2 separate regions of the Homo sapiens genome follow, and region 1 is linked to region 2. The links are chromatin contacts, found by Hi-C or POLR2A ChIA-PET in ENCODE. All regions are on one chromosome and are shown on one strand. Each heading gives the region's core, a stretch centred on a gene start or an enhancer-like site at or near the end of the contact. The rest is flanking DNA. Distances are from core to core; before and after follow the strand shown. Region 1 holds the start of PI4K2A (phosphatidylinositol 4-kinase type 2 alpha). Region 2 overlaps SFRP5 (secreted frizzled related protein 5).

What was found. A loop is a pair of places that touch in the nucleus more often than their neighbours do. ChIA-PET counts read pairs that join two places held with the same protein, here RNA polymerase II (POLR2A). Pooled maps may share reads with other maps.
Region 1: a pooled map shows a loop between it and region 2 (2.4-fold over the local background). The contact joins the promoter of PI4K2A here to the enhancer-like site in region 2. A Hi-C loop is called at or near these places in 1 of 50 pooled maps. POLR2A ChIA-PET finds 5 or more read pairs at or near these places in 3 of 52 experiments (HEK293, HEK293T and Panc1).

Annotation. Positions count from the first base shown.
Region 1 is chr10:97,639,284-97,642,342 of GRCh38, forward strand. PI4K2A (phosphatidylinositol 4-kinase type 2 alpha) reads left to right here and starts at 1,388. Exons shown (of 9, transcript NM_018425.4): 1 at 1,388-1,894. The coding sequence starts at 1,460. RefSeq lists silencers at 130-313, 1,478-1,707.
Region 2 is chr10:97,763,930-97,767,132 of GRCh38, forward strand. It overlaps SFRP5 (secreted frizzled related protein 5), which reads right to left. Exons shown (of 3, transcript NM_003015.3): 3 at 2,822-3,203. Among named protein-coding and RNA genes, the nearest start is that of SFRP5, 6.5 kb to the right of the region's middle. RefSeq lists an enhancer at 523-817. Within about 2 kb of position 1,454, at least 2 of the 41 ENCODE cell types and tissues checked have a DNase peak (open chromatin) inside an H3K27ac peak, as active enhancers do.

The DNA.
Region 1 (3,059 bases), core at 138-2,637, 120 kb before region 2:
CTGCCCCTCTCCCTCTCCCTTTCTTTCTTTCTCTTTCTCTCTTTTTCTTTCTTTCTTGACAGAGTTTCTCACTGCAACCTCTGCCTCCTGGGTTCAAGCGATTCTCCTGCCTCAGCTTCCCGAGTAGCTGAGATTATAGGCATGTGCCACCATGCCCGGCTAATTTTGTATTTTTAGTAGAGACAGGGTTTCTTCATGTTGGTCAGGCTGGTCTTGAACTCCCGACCTCAGGTGATCCGCCTGCCTCAGCCTCCCAAAGTGCTGGGATTACAGGCGTGAGCCACTGTGCCTGGCGGGTTTTTTTCTTTTAAAAATTTTTTATTTTTTGGCTGCACTGTGGGTGGTTCACACCTGTAATCCCCCAGCACTCTGGGAGACTGAGGGAGGAGGATCGCCTGAGGCCAGGAGTTCAAGACCAGCCCAGGCAACATAGAGATAACCTAACTCTAAAAAAATAATAATAATATTTTAAAAAGAAATCTTCAGGGCTTCCTAGGAAAACCTGGAGGCAATTGTTAAGACATTTTATCCTGACTGGCTACTTCACCCATTACCTTCAAGTTCCTGCGAACTTGAAGTGTAACCTGACATTGTTACATCTACATTGGAAGTATGTTAGGTCAACTGAGATACGAATTTGGGATACAAAGTACAATGTATAGCCAATCTATAACTTGTTATTTTAATGTAAATTCTTGGTAAACAAGTTAGGAACTGCCTCTTTTCCTTTAAAAACCTACTTCCAGGCCAAGCGCAGTGGCTCACACCTGTAATCCCAGCACTTTGGGAGGTCGAGGTGGGCAGATCACTTGACCTCTGTCGTTTTTTTTTTGGAGACTGATCACTCTGTCTCAAAAAAAAAAAAAAAACAAACCCAAAAAACAAACCCCCCGCCCCAAAAAAAACGTTTCATCGAGGTAGAGCAGCAGCTTTGTTTCTTTGCTTCACTGCTGTCTCCCTAGCACTTAGAACATAGTACGTGCTCAATAAATGAATGAGTGCCTGACTGAATGAATGAGGATACATAGATGAGATTCCTCCAATCTCACAGCCGGTTCAGAGTAGGCACTCAATGAGTGACTGACAGGATAGTTGCTGTTTTGAAAGCGCCCAAGTCCAGTAAGCCAATTGGAAGCTAAGCGTGGCGCTGGTATAGTAGGGGCAGGGGGCGTGCCTGACCCAAGGTTGGGTCCTGGAGCATGCGCAGTCTTCACAGAAGGTGACGGGGAGAAAAATGCGGAGGCAGCGATTGCGTAGGAGCAGGTTCTGATTGGCTACTGTTCGCGCGCGAGGGGCCGTGCCTATTCGTAGCCAAGTAAACAGGGCAGGTTAGAGGCGGGGCCAAGGAGGCGTCGCGACCTGGTTGGCCGGCCGGGGCCTGGGGGATGTCACGGATTGGTCGCGGCCGCGAGCGCAGTGGTGTGGAGCGCGCCGGGTCCCGGAGCCGGCTGTCTGAGGGATGGACGAGACGAGCCCACTAGTGTCCCCCGAGCGGGCCCAACCCCCGGACTACACCTTCCCGTCGGGCTCGGGCGCTCACTTTCCGCAGGTGCCCGGGGGCGCGGTCCGAGTGGCGGCGGCGGCCGGCTCGGGCCCCTCTCCGCCGGGCTCGCCGGGCCACGACCGCGAGCGGCAGCCACTGTTGGATCGGGCCCGGGGCGCGGCGGCCCAGGGCCAGACCCAAACCGTGGCGGCGCAGGCCCAGGCTCTGGCCGCTCAGGCCGCGGCGGCAGCCCACGCCGCTCAGGCCCACCGCGAGCGGAACGAGTTCCCGGAGGATCCTGAGTTCGAGGCGGTGGTGCGGCAGGCCGAGCTGGCCATCGAGCGCTGCATCTTTCCCGAGCGCATCTACCAGGGCTCCAGCGGAAGCTACTTCGTCAAGGACCCTCAGGGGGTGAGTGCGGGGGTGGGGACCGCCGCCGCGGGCTGAGGGCCGGCGGCGCTCCTGGGGAGTTGGGGGCTTCGCACAGCCAGAGGGAAAAGGGAGAAACTTCACAGTACCAGCCCCTGGCAGGATTTAGGGATGCCACTGAGGACTGGAGCTGGGGACGCTCTGCGGAATGGAGAAATAAATCAGAACCTACTTGGTGGGGGAGGAGTGAGCGGAAAATGAAAAGAGGAAATTGACCAGATACGGGCCGGGGGCTCAGCGGTGTGGTGGGGCAATCCGCCGCTGGACAGAGACTGCTTTCTAGTAGGGTACTTAGCTTCACACTACTGGGACAGCTATTCGGCCGCCGACTTGCAGATTTGGGGCTTTAGGCCTGTTCTCTCTTTTTGGACCGACCGAACCAGTGTGTCGCTGTTCACGGAGGAGGATGGGTGACCTATCAGGGGATCTGAGAATTCAGTTCCAGCCTTCTATGTTGTGGGGGATGTCCCCTGCCACCGTCCCAGCTCTTATTAACAGACGTTGAAGAAAGAATGGGCGGACTCACCAGTTTCATCTGCCCTGGGTATTGCTCACTTCTGGGAAAGGGTTCAAATACTTTTTGACGACTCCAAAGTTTAGATAGAACTTGGAGTTTTAGAAACATGGGGCCATCAGCTACTTTTTCTTTCATTTCTCTCCCAGGGCTATCAACAGCCTGCTTTTCAACTAAGGCAGAGCGTTTGCCGACCTTTATTTTGTCCCCTGCCTGTATATAAAGGGGGATGGTTATAGGATGGGGCATGGAGTGACCAGGGTATCTGAGAAGTGACCTTTATCCTTTTGAGAACTGCAGAATTTAAGAAATACCAAGTCTTCCCTGTTTTCAGGGAAGTTTCAGGGAAATTTTCAGGTGTGCTGCAATGGGTCATTGGAAAGATGTATTGTTATTTAAATTATGGGTGTCAAAGTTTCCTCAGATTTTCCCTGACATCTCTCCTGTGTGAACTCTTTAGATGGCCAGGGTGCTGTTTTAATAGGAGTCCTGAGTGGCCAGGACGGGCTGTTACTTGTAGCTCTTGGTTCGGCTCATTGAATGATCTAGTTATTCACTCAGAGTTTGAGTCGTCCCTGAATTAATCAAGAATTAGAGAACAATTCTGCCATGAACTCAGTTTCTCAGTTTACA
Region 2 (3,203 bases), core at 204-2,703:
AAAAAAAAGAAAAAAGAGAAAAGATCATATGCAAAAGTTTTGAGTAGTGCCTGCCACCCATCATGGCCTTGATATTTATTGATATTGGCTTGATACTGGCTTACACCACCACCTGTATTTCTGAAGCAAAACCCCAAATGTAGGTTCTAGCTCTCTTCTGAAAGTAGCGTTCTGGCTTTTAGATAAGATACTCTTGTCTTTTCCCTGCCTTCCTGCCGATATTGTTTCTTAGTTGATTAATCAATCAATTAGGAATTTTACTGAGCACCTATTATGGACAGGCACTGCTAGGTCATGGCTTTTGGTTAATAAAAATAGTCATTACCATTTAATGGACATCTACATGCTGTGCGTTGTACTTTTCATGCATTTTCCCACTTAACCCTCAGCAACCCTGTGAAATAGACATTTTTACTCCATTTTACAGCTGGGCACTATTCCCGATGTCACGCAGTCACTAAGTCACAGGATTAGAAGCCAGGACTGGACTGTATCTGCCTCTTCTCACCCCAACACGGAGTGTTCAGCTGCCTCCTCCCCTGTCTGTCCTGTTCTTTATTAGAACTCTGATTTTGTCCCCAGCTGAAAAAGCTTGACTTCCTTTGCTGTCTTGCACCTAGGGGTGGCCATGTGACTTAGTTTTGGCCAGTGAGCTAGAAGTGGAAATCTACTAGGTGGGATTGCTGGGGAAATTTCTGTTTTCCTGATCAAAGGGGCCAGAGGCAGCTGACAAGCTGTGCTCCTCGCCCTTCCCCGCCTTGCTGTCTGGAATGTGGTGGAGAAGTTGGAAGGAGGCATTGTCTATAACCACGAGAGCAAACGTCACCCCATGGCAGAGCAGGAAGGCAGTTGGACATAGACCTCCCACCTGTCCACCTCCACCCCTCTTGTGTGGAGAAGCTGGGGTTTCGGTTCCTGGGGTTTCTGTTATGTGTGGTTGGGGGCCGCATCGTTCACTGCACCCAGGTGCTCTTGGGGCAGCACAGCTGCTGGGTCTCCAGCCAGCGGGAGGGAGTCTTGTGTGACTGAAGGGAATGAAGGGTGGGGCTCAAGCCTGGAAGGACCTCCCTGGTCTTTGGGAAGATTCTTCTTGGTCCCAGAAAAGAGATTCTTGGCGAGTCTGACAGCAGATGTTGGGGGACAGCAGATGTTTCAAGCTGGGCCCTGACCCCTTGTGGGGGTAGAGGAGTGCCTTCCTGGGCTTCACGGGATGGGCTAAGGGAGTCCTCCCCTCGCCCTGCTGCCCCACAGCTGCCAGCATCTGGCAGAAGTCAGTGTAGTACTTCAGCCAGGGCAGACCCAGTCCTGTGTGTGCCATGGAAAATCATCCCTGGTCCTGGTTGACCACAGAAGTGTCCGTAAACATTTGGTCAGGGTAGGAGGCTGGGAGACAAGGCGCAGATTCAGGGAGCCAGGTGCACTGGGCAGGGTTTGGGCGCGGATGGGTGAGGGAGGAGCAAGGCGGCCTGTGCAGCTGTTGACCTGCGGCGAGGCCACCTGCCTGCCCGGGGTGATTTATGGGCGCGCTGTCGGACCACCTGCTAGCCAGACCTCAGGCGAATGTGCGCTCATGGCCCACAGAAGAACTCAGCCCCTGGCCCCTCTGGAGTCATTTCCCTGAGGTGACGTTCACCTCTGGGAGCGGAAGCCAAGGCTTTCCTCAGTTCCAGAGAATGAGGCTCCTTTGTCTTGGAGGAACACCAGGCCTTGACTGGACAGCATCCCAGCTTTACCCCCACCGGTGGGGAGAGCCCCTCAGGGGGTGCCCCTAGCCCCCTGCTCTAGGTACATCTGGCATCTGCTGACAGACCCCCCCAGGGAGCTCCTTCCTGGCACTGCCCTGTCCATAGTCTGCCCATTAGAGTGGGGGTGGCTTCTCGCCTCCCAAGCTGTCTCCCCTCCCTGTCCATCTACCTCAAGGCAGCAGCCCCCATCTGCTCTGAGCCCACTGGGGCACCCCCTCAGCCCCTTGCCCTCTCCCTGTCTCAGTTGTCACCTTATCTAGATAGTAGTTCTCAATCCTGGCTACACATCACCCCAGGGAGCATCTAAAAACACCAACTCCTGAACACCCTATAGAGATTCTGATTTAATTGCATTAGAGTAGGGTGCAGGATTCTATAAAAGCTCCCTAGATGATTCTAATGTTTATGTGTTCAAATGCAGATTCAGATACAGCAGGTCTGCATTTCTTTGTTGTTGTTGTTGAGTTAGGGTCTCACTGTGTTGCCCAGGCTGGTCTTGAACTCCTGGGCTTAAGGGATCCTCCCGCTTCAGCCTCCCAAGCTGCTGGAATTATGGGCATGAGCGACCGCACCCCCGGCCAGATGCTGTCTTTCTAACCAGCTCCCAGGTGATGCTCATGCTGCTGGACCAGGGACAGGTAAGGAGCAGTGCCCGCGGTGTGTGAAAGCCGAAGGGGAGGAGTGACACGTCTTCGGCCTCAGGCTTTTCACGATAGTTCCCTGTGGCCCCACCTTCTTGGACTCCTCTGATCAGGCCCTGACCTCCTCGGGGAGCTGCTGCAGGACCATGGGAGTCTTCTGACTGTGGGAGAAGCTGGGAACTTGGCACCTCCATTCCTCCTCAGGGACAAAAGAACGGCCATCTCCATCCCTCACTTAGCGGTCAGAATGACAGGGTGACCCTTGCTATGTACTACAAAAACACAGGCCTTGCTTTTCTTAGGCATTCCAAGGAGGTCTATGTGGCCAGGCCATGGGTTAAGATAAGGGCTTCTTTTTGAAGCTCCATTCTAAACCTCCCTCTCCCCCCACCTCTTGGGAACCAGCTGACAAAGAAACCACCTGGTCCAAACCAGTTATTGTTTTCTTTGATTTAATTAAAAAGTTAAAAAAATTAGAAAACCCAACCCTGCATGTATTGGTTGTCTAGTACCTATGGCCTCACAGCAGTAGCAATAACTTATTGGGATAAAAGGGAGAAGCAGAGGCTGAGGAATGAATCCCGGGAATCGAGCCGCGGGCGGACCAGAAGGGGGTCTATGCCGAGGCTGGGCTGGGCTTGCTCTCCAGTCTGGGGGGAGCTCTGGGCCTTGGGGCAGGGAAATGGGCAAGCTGGGGAAGGCAGGGGGTGTGGCTGGAGGCACTGAGACCCTAACTCCTTTCCTAAGGGGGGCTAGGATGACGCGTACAGGGGCGGTGGGGAGAACTTTCCCAAATAGCTTAGCCTAATATTGAGAC